3 separate regions of the Mus musculus genome follow, and all the other regions are linked to region 1. The links are chromatin contacts, found by POLR2A ChIA-PET in ENCODE. All regions are on one chromosome and are shown on one strand. The core of a region is the stretch at or near the end of the contact, and the rest is flanking DNA. Distances in the headings are between cores, read along the strand shown. Region 1 holds the start of Wdr62 (WD repeat domain 62). Region 2 has its middle 15 kb from the start of Polr2i. Region 3 holds the start of Sdhaf1 (succinate dehydrogenase complex assembly factor 1).

Evidence for each region. ChIA-PET counts read pairs that join two places held with the same protein, here RNA polymerase II (POLR2A).
Region 2: POLR2A ChIA-PET joins it to region 1 with 15 read pairs in embryonic stem cell. The contact joins the enhancer-like site here to the promoter of Wdr62 in region 1. POLR2A ChIA-PET finds 5 or more read pairs at or near these places in 4 of 5 experiments (Patski and embryonic stem cell).
Region 3: POLR2A ChIA-PET joins it to region 1 with 37 read pairs in embryonic stem cell. The contact joins the promoter of Sdhaf1 here to the promoter of Wdr62 in region 1. POLR2A ChIA-PET finds 5 or more read pairs at or near these places in 4 of 5 experiments (Patski and embryonic stem cell).

The regions. Positions count from the first base shown.
Region 1 is chr7:30,279,025-30,281,724 of GRCm38, reverse strand. Wdr62 (WD repeat domain 62) reads left to right here and starts at 1,315. Exons shown (of 33, transcript NM_146186.4): 1 at 1,315-1,569. The coding sequence starts at 1,393. Thap8 (THAP domain containing 8) reads right to left here and starts at 1,631. Exons shown (of 3, transcript NR_144498.1): 1 at 1,245-1,631; 2 at 1,026-1,117.
Region 2 is chr7:30,215,465-30,218,164 of GRCm38, reverse strand. No RefSeq gene overlaps it. Among named protein-coding and RNA genes, the nearest start is that of Polr2i, 15 kb to the left of the region's middle. Within about 2 kb of position 1,329, at least 1 of the 3 ENCODE cell types and tissues checked has a DNase peak (open chromatin) inside an H3K27ac peak, as active enhancers do.
Region 3 is chr7:30,321,070-30,323,769 of GRCm38, reverse strand. Sdhaf1 (succinate dehydrogenase complex assembly factor 1) reads left to right here and starts at 1,395. Exons shown (of 1, transcript NM_001033140.3): 1 at 1,395-2,361. The coding sequence starts at 1,441. The coding sequence ends at 1,797.

The DNA of each region.
Region 1 (2,700 bases), core at 66-2,565:
CTTAACTACTAAAAACTTAGGAGAAGGCCAACCACGCTGCAGCTCTCCCTGCACCTACTTATCAGATCATTATGCCTTTTCCCCCTATATAAACTGGCCCCGGAAATGTTTAGGGTTGTAGCTTACAGTTCCGAGTCTGGGTGATCAATCAGTTGGGTTTTTTTGTTGTTGCTGGTTTTTGTTTTTTGGGGGTTTTTTTTGGGTGGGGGGAGTTTCAATAAACCAGTCCTGTTTAACTGAGATCGGTTTTTAAGCGGTTTGTGCGACGCTTCCCAAACCCCAACAGACTTCTGGGCTAAAAATCAAACCCTTCCAACAAACATTTGATGGACAATAGTATGTGTTAGGCATTAGTCTAGCAACCTAGGAATAACAGGAAATGGGATAAAATTTGTTGGCTTCAGGGAGGGGCTGACATTCTAGTGGTGGGGACACCGTTGCATACCTCAACCTGTGATGCCCCAGAAAACCGTTTAAAGAGAAAAATAAGCCAAAAAATGAACAGGGAGAATGATGTGTGTGCACATCCCTCTCACCCCTTCCGCTCCCAAGGTAGCAATGAACTATCTACAGCTTCATAGCAGTAGCTCCCAAGACTCAAAGCTGGACCAACCCCGCCCCTCCCAGGGCCACGCCCCATGTTCGAATCTCCCAGGCCAATTGTCCCTGCCCAGGCGCCCCAAAGTGTTGGAGCCCTAATGTACTTATGTGTAGCTGTCCTACCCTGGCCAGTCCTGCCCAGTCAGCAATAACACTTGAGTCTGGGCCAAACCCTGTCCGGGTCCCCGAGCAATCCATCCGCCTCACGTCATCCCAGGGAAGAGCAACACTGCAACACGTGACAGGGGAAACTGAGGGCGCATGCGTACAAAATGTTCCTCGTGCTACCGCGGCTACGCCCCAATCACGGGATGGAGAGCAGCTGGCTACAATCTTCGCAATCCTAAACCTCACTATTTGTATAGGCAAGAGTAGGGCGGTGTTGTTCCCGACCCCAAGCCCACGGCTCTTTGGCTTCACCCTACCCCTATATCCATGAGACTGGTACAGCTTGAATAACTTCCCGGGACTGTTGCAAAAGACAGGATGAGCTCCATCAAAGTTAAAAGCTGTGTGTCTATGAACAGAGAAAGCACAGGTTAGTAGAGAAACCCAGCCAGACTCAGTAAGCAGTGAAATAGACAGGCCCTGGCCCCACCTTCCTTTAGCTCCGCCTCTTATCTCCCATTGGGCAATGAGCCTACCCGGAAGCTTTGTGATTGGCCAGCCGGGGTGCCGGCTGCGTCCAATGGGCGGTGGCGCCGGCTTTCCCGCGGCCATTCGCTATTCGAGTGGGTGCTGGCTACAGGCGGCTGTTAAGAAGCGTAACGGACACTGGTCTCCGACAGCATGATGGCTGCCTTAGCGGCCGGAGGTTATACGCGGAGTGACACGATAGAAAAGCTGTCCTCTGTCATGGCGGGAGTTCCGGCGCGGAGAAACCAGTCCTCCCCGCCTCCTGCCCCACCGCTCTGCCTCCGGCGGCGGACGCGACTCGCGGCGGCTCCCGAGGACACTGTGCAGAACCGGGTGAGAGGCTGGTCGTCCTGTTTACCCAACTCCGGGCTTCTCTGCCACCTTGGTCCCGCCTCGGGGCCTCGGTCCCTCCCATCGCTTCTTTATTTGCTCCCTCAGGCGGCTTCCCAGGCCCGCCTGGTCCGGAAGCCCCGCCCCCTTGGCAGAGGCTTTCCCCCTGCGTTCCTGCTGGCTTCAGGGTTTGGTGCTGCCCATCTTTCTGGCTCCACTTAGAGTTGGCACATTGCTTTATTTTAGTTCTAACTCCCGGGAAATGGTTTTGCATTTACAAATCATCTCTAATATCACTTTACTGTTCAGTGAGTGACCTAAGACACTTATCCCTTTCATTCCAGTGTGTCTTTGATTTTATTGGAATAGGGCTGGGGACCACTGCAGCCACCAGTGTGCTGTATCGGAGTCTGAGCGAGAGGCTGGCCTGTTGGCTCTTGCCACGCCTCCTCTGTAGCGCCTCGGGGTAAGGTGTGCTCTTCCAGGCCCCTATTTGGTTAACATTCCCCTGGTTTTGTTGTTGTTATATTGTTGTGGGTTTTGTTGTTGTTGTTATATTGTTGTGGTTTTTTTGTTTTTTGTTTTTGTTGTTTGTTTTTTCCTTTTGAGACAGGATTTCTTTGTGACTGAATTCATTCTGTAGACCAGCAGGCTGGCTGTGAGCTCTGAGATCTACCTTTCTGCCTCCGGAGTACTTGCCTGGCTTATTTGCGTAACATTTCTTGGTCTTCCTTCCTTTTTCTGTTCCTGATTTCTTTCCTGTTCCTTCACTAGAACTGATTTTTATCTACTTACGGCTTAAAATTATGGAGAATGTAAAAATCTTAGCACTGCTGCCTGGGGAGCAGGGTGTACAAAACAGTTCCACAAAATTTGAGTCACAGAAAGAAATGACTTTGGGTAGAAGGAATGCTATTAGTAAAACTTTTTTTTTTTTTTTTTTTGGTCAGGGTTTCTCCGTGTAGCCTTGGCTGACCTGGAACTGGCTGTGTAGACCAGACTGGCTGAGGTCAACTTTTGAGAGTTCATTCTCCCAGAGTCAGCTTTGGCCCCAAGGGCTTTTACCTACGGAGCTATTGGCTACTAGTCTAGAGGCAGTGGGACCTGGGAGAATGGAGTCATAAATGAGGCAAG
Region 2 (2,700 bases), core at 80-2,579, 64 kb after region 1:
CTATTAACATACATTAATCTCAAAAAAAAAGAAAAAAATCTAAAGATGAATAAAAATAAACAAAGGCTCCCAGTTATCAAGTGGTAAACTGACAATGGAAAAGATACTTCGTGCGTGAGAACGGCACTGCTGGGGGTGCAATGCAGGCCCTCACGTACATGAAGCTCACCGTCACCCACTGAGCCACCGCCCTATCCTCTCATGATGGATTCTGGTCATGCAGTCACCACAGCGCCACACTCCCAGCATCAGACTGGCGATCCTCTTATTTATGTGTTTACTTAGCTTTATTTGTTTGTTGTTTGTTTTGACAACGCTGAGTATTGAACCCAGGACCTTGAGCATTCAAGGCAAACATCCTACCACTGAGACAAAACTTTAGACCTTCTTGGGTTTTTTGTTGAAAATTTTAAAAAGTGTTTTCATTATTTTTATTGGTGTGTTTGTGTGTGTTTCTGTATGCAAGTGTATGCACATGAGTGCAGGCCCTCTTGAAGGCTACAAATATCCAATCCCCTGTCCCTAGGCTATAGGCAGTGGTTAGCTGCCCATTGTGCACACTGGCAACCAAACCCATCAGTGCTCTTGGCTGCTGAGACATCTCTCCAGCTCCTACTTTTGTTTGTTTGGTTTTTTCGTTGTTGTTGTTTTTAAGACAGGGTTACTCCATGTAGTCCAGGCTGTCCTGGAACTCACTCTGTGGGCCAGGCTGGCCTCACACTCTGAGCTCCACCTGTCTCTGCCTCCTTTGTGTATGTGCCACTACCGTCTGGCTCTACTCCTACTTTTTATTATTCTATGAGTTCTATATGAATTAGCTTATTATTTTAAGAATGCCAAGGCAGATCTTAAACTCCTAATTTTCTTGCCTTACCCTCTGACCAAGCTTTGCAAATACTGACCTATGTTACTGATTCCAGCTTTTTTGGGATCTGGGGGTATAGAATAGACCACTCTGTTTCATGCAACCCTCAGAGCGGCGCCTTCTTTTCTCCCATCACTCTTTCATTCCCTAACGCTCTCATAGGTTTGTCTACTCTTTCCAGAAAAGATTCCCACAGCTCTCCAGGTCACCACCTGGCTGTCCTCCCTTTTCCCTCATCTCAATGACCCTCGCCTGGACCGTAACCGCACAGCGTCCACCAGGGGGCAGCAGCGTGTCGTTCAGCCGTTGAGCCCACGCCCCCCCCCCCTCCCTCGCAGTACAACGCTGCCGGCAAATTAAAAGGACTTCATTTCCCAGAAAGCATCGCGACATCTCAGCTTCTTCCTTCTTATCTGTCCCCCCAAGTGGAGGTAGTCGTCATCCCAGGTCCTTCCCACCCCCTACTCCTTCCATACCGGGAATTGTGCAGAGGGATATTTTGTCAGGCCACTGGGAGGATGGTAGTTCTGGGCAAAAATCCTGCCACTGTGTATCCCAGGTTAACCAGTGTGGAATATTGTGACTATAGGCCTGTACCATCAAGCCATGCCTGATTCGGTTTCATTAATTGTCATCATATGAGCGTCTTGCTTCGTTTATTACACATCTCCTGTTGTCTTGGTTAATGAAGTCGTTTACTTGGTTTTTTTGGAGACAGGGTCTTGCTATGTAGCTGTCTGTGTCTGACCTGCCACTAACTATACAGCCAGTGCTGATCCAACTTCAGCCTCCCAAAAACTGGGATTACAGGCATGCGAAACCACGCCTGCCTCTCTTGGGCAGGGTTAACTTCTCATCCAGAAATGTTTTGGTGTGGTTCTTTAAAAGAGAGGGGTTTCTATTAAATCTTTCAAGAAGTTGCATAATTTTAAAGTATTATTTAGTATTCGGTCAGTATCCGTTGATTTATACAAATCAAAATCTAAGGCCCCTCTCTCCATCCAGATAGCTTTCAAGTATTCTGCAATAGTCTGCTTCCTGGCACATTCTGAGATTTCCCACAGTCTTACTTAGCCAGTTGTATCTCTTGATGCCTTTCAATATGTTCTTTTTAAAAACGTTTCTTTCTTATTCATTTCTTTTGTGTGTGCTCCTGAGTGAGTCTATAGAGGTCAAAGGATCGAAGGACAACTGGCAGGAGTCAGTTCTCTCCTTCCACTCTGAGTGCCAGGAATTATAATGAGCTCACGTGGTCAAGTTGGCAGTAAGTGACCTTGCCACTGAGCCATCACACCAGCCCTGAGATGTCCTTCAATTTCCAATTAATCTTATGTAAATAGATAGATTGAAAGGCTGTAGCAGTATTCAATTGGGGGGGTGTGAATAATGGTATTTTGGAGTAAGTACTATTTTATGAGTAGTATTGAATTCTTTTTTTTTTTTTTTTTAAAGACAGGGTTCCTCTGTGTAGCCCTGGCTGTCCTGGAACTCACTCTGTAGACCAGGCTGGCCTCAAACTCAGAAATCTGCCGGCCTCTGCCTCCCAAGTGCTGGGATTAAAGGCGTGCGCCACCACTGCCTGGCCTGTAGTGTTGAATTCTTTTTTTTTTTTTAAAGATTTATTTATTTATTATATGTAAGTACACTGTAGCTGTCTTCAGACGCTCCAGAAGAGGGCGCCAGATCTCGTTACGGATGGTTGTGAGCCACCATGTGGTTGCTGGGATTTGAACTCCAGACCTTCGGAAGAGCAGTCGAGTGCTCTTACCCACTGAGCCATCTCACCAGCCCGTAGTGTTGAATTCTTACAGAATCAAATTCTACAACTTGCCTCC
Region 3 (2,700 bases), core at 146-2,645, 42 kb before region 1:
AACAATTAAACATTAAAGTATGTAGAGTTGTTCCTGGCATAAAGTAAGAGTTCAGCAAACAACTTAGATGGAAAAATAATAAGACGGGGTTTGGGAGTTTGGGGGAGGGGTTGTTTTGTTTTGTGTTTCAAGACAGGGTTTTCCTGGCTGTCCTTGAACTCACTCTGTAGACCAGGCTAGCCTTGAACTCAGAGATGTCTGCCTCTGCCTCCCAGGTGTTGGGATTAAATGTCTGCACCACCAGGTAAAACAGATTATTATTAAGACATAGATAAGAAAGATGAGACAGATTCATTTAAGTTGTTTACTGAACATTGACTAAAACTCCAATCCCCTAAATTCCCTCCAGCTCACTAGCTTCCCTCCCCCAGATACTTACTCATTCCCACTATCCTGATATTCACACTGTTCTCTCTACACTCTCTCCTCCTTCTGTTTTCTCTGTTCACTATCTCCTGCTATTACGTTTTAAACCTGACAATAGTTCTGCTATACTGCCTCAACCTTCATTTTGTAGCTCATGACCTTAGTCTGACCTAATGTTCTTTGACTATAACATCATGTTGCTGTATGGAGCCTCGAGACCTATGGAAATTCCCTAGACTTCCTGCCTCTAGACCCAGCCAATCAGCTTAAAGGTCATACAGTACGGCTTTGTCTAGATAGCCAAATGCACCTGTTCGTGGGTTTTCCCATATAAAAACTGGCCCTGAAAACTGGCTAGGGTGTGCATCCCTGATTAATCAGTGTTGATATGTGTGTTCAGTAAACCGTTCCGATACCCTACTGACATTGGTGTCTCCCAGTGGTTTGTGTGGCTAATCCTTAACTTCAACAATATTCTCTCCCCTCTCGCAGACAGCCCTGGCTATGCAGTCTACTTCCTCTCTATTTTGGACTCTTCTAGATGCCTCTGGCTGTCCTCTCTCTCATATCTACAAACAAACAAAAAGTTTTCGCTTGGCCGTACCACGGAGCGGTCATGTCGTCAGTTTATGCACGTTCCAGCCCCCAAAATAGTAAAGATCTTTTTAAAAACTGCTCATCCCTTCCCAATATCCCTCTGCCTTCTGGTGAGCCCCGGGTTCGATCCCTTCGCTCTCAATCTTCCGAGGGCTCAGAACTATCTCCTCCTACACTCTTTCCAGAGTCTAACCGCTTAGGCCCTTCCCCATGCTTCCACTCAAGTTCAGAAATATCCAGGACTGTAAGGCACTCAAAAACTACTCTTTAGAGTGGCCCGGAGCACCAGAGACTCCGCCCACTTCCAGAGCCAGCCAAGATGTACTGCAGTACTGGCCAATCAGATGCGGCAGCGCCGGTGAGCAGGAGGCGGGACTTCTGGCAGACGTGCCAGTAGCCCTGCCCGTTAGCTTCTCAGCACTGTGTGTCGGGGCGGTCCTTCCGGCCAGTGTGGGGCCTCACCGCGACGCCGCGGTCATGAGCCGGCCCAGCCGGTTGCAGAGGCAAGTTCTGAGCCTGTACCGCGAGCTGCTGCGCGCCGGGCGCGGGACGCCGGGCGCCGAGGCGCGGGTGCGGGCCGAGTTCCGGCAGCACGCCAGCCTTCCGCGAACCGACGTGCTGCGTATCGAGTATCTGTATCGCCGGGGTCGGCGCCAGCTACAGCTGCTGCGTTCGGGCCACGCCACGGCCATGGGTACCTTCGTGCGCCCGCGGGGTCCGGCTGAAGAGCCCGGCGACGCGACAGCCCCGGGGACCAGGCTGGATGATGGTGGTGCCCCAAAGAATTCTTGTGAAGATACAGGGGCGCGGGAGACGCGATCCGATGGACGGTGACAGACAGACCTAGAGGAAGGTTCCTTCTGACAGTTTGGGGAGGATCGTGAACTCATCTAAATGGAAGCTGAGATGTCTTGAGAGATAACCGAATTTTCCCGATGCATAGTGAGAGATCAGACACTCCCTCACCAAGGAGGTTCCGGGCATTCTGTGGCACTGGCGGACTGCATAAGACATGCTGTGATACACCAACCCAAAGTCAAAGAGAGAGCACAGGCGCACTTTCTCCTCCCATCGGGGCCGTGGCACCTCTTGACAGACAGCTCTCTTGACTTCTTAAGAACACACCCACCTCCTCACTCCCCGCCCCTTGCTGTTTTTAACGTGGAGAAGACAGACTTTTTGCCGCGCTCGTTTAATAGAATACCCTGATGAACCGTGAGAAACTTGGCAGTCTGACTCGTTGTGAAGAACCGGGTTCATGAGGGAGATTACACTAGCTCATCTCAGCTGATGAGCCTGAGACTCTTGGAGAATCCCTAGTCCCTACTCCTGTTAGTCCTCAGGATTCTTGCATAAAGGAAATAAAAGTGAGGTGTGCTCACTTCCTTGTTGTCTTAACAATCTTGTTGATTCTTTTATTAGGGGTCTTTGCTTTTTCTTTTGAGACAGAGTCTTGTTATATAATATAGCCTAGGCTGGTCTCAGCATTCACCTCCTTCAGACTCAGCCTTCTAAACTCTGAGATTATAGGCATGTACGGCCATGCCAAGGTTGAAGAGGCAGGTGGGAGCAAAGGGGACCCAGCTAAGGCTTGGTGTGTGACAGAAAAAGATTCTGTGACACTTTTTACATAAGACTTTGACCTCACTTGCGTAACCCCATCACAGGAGGCTAGCTCTCTGCTCATCTCTCAGCTTCAGTTTTATTTAGCAAGGTGATCCTGGTTGCTTTAGTTTT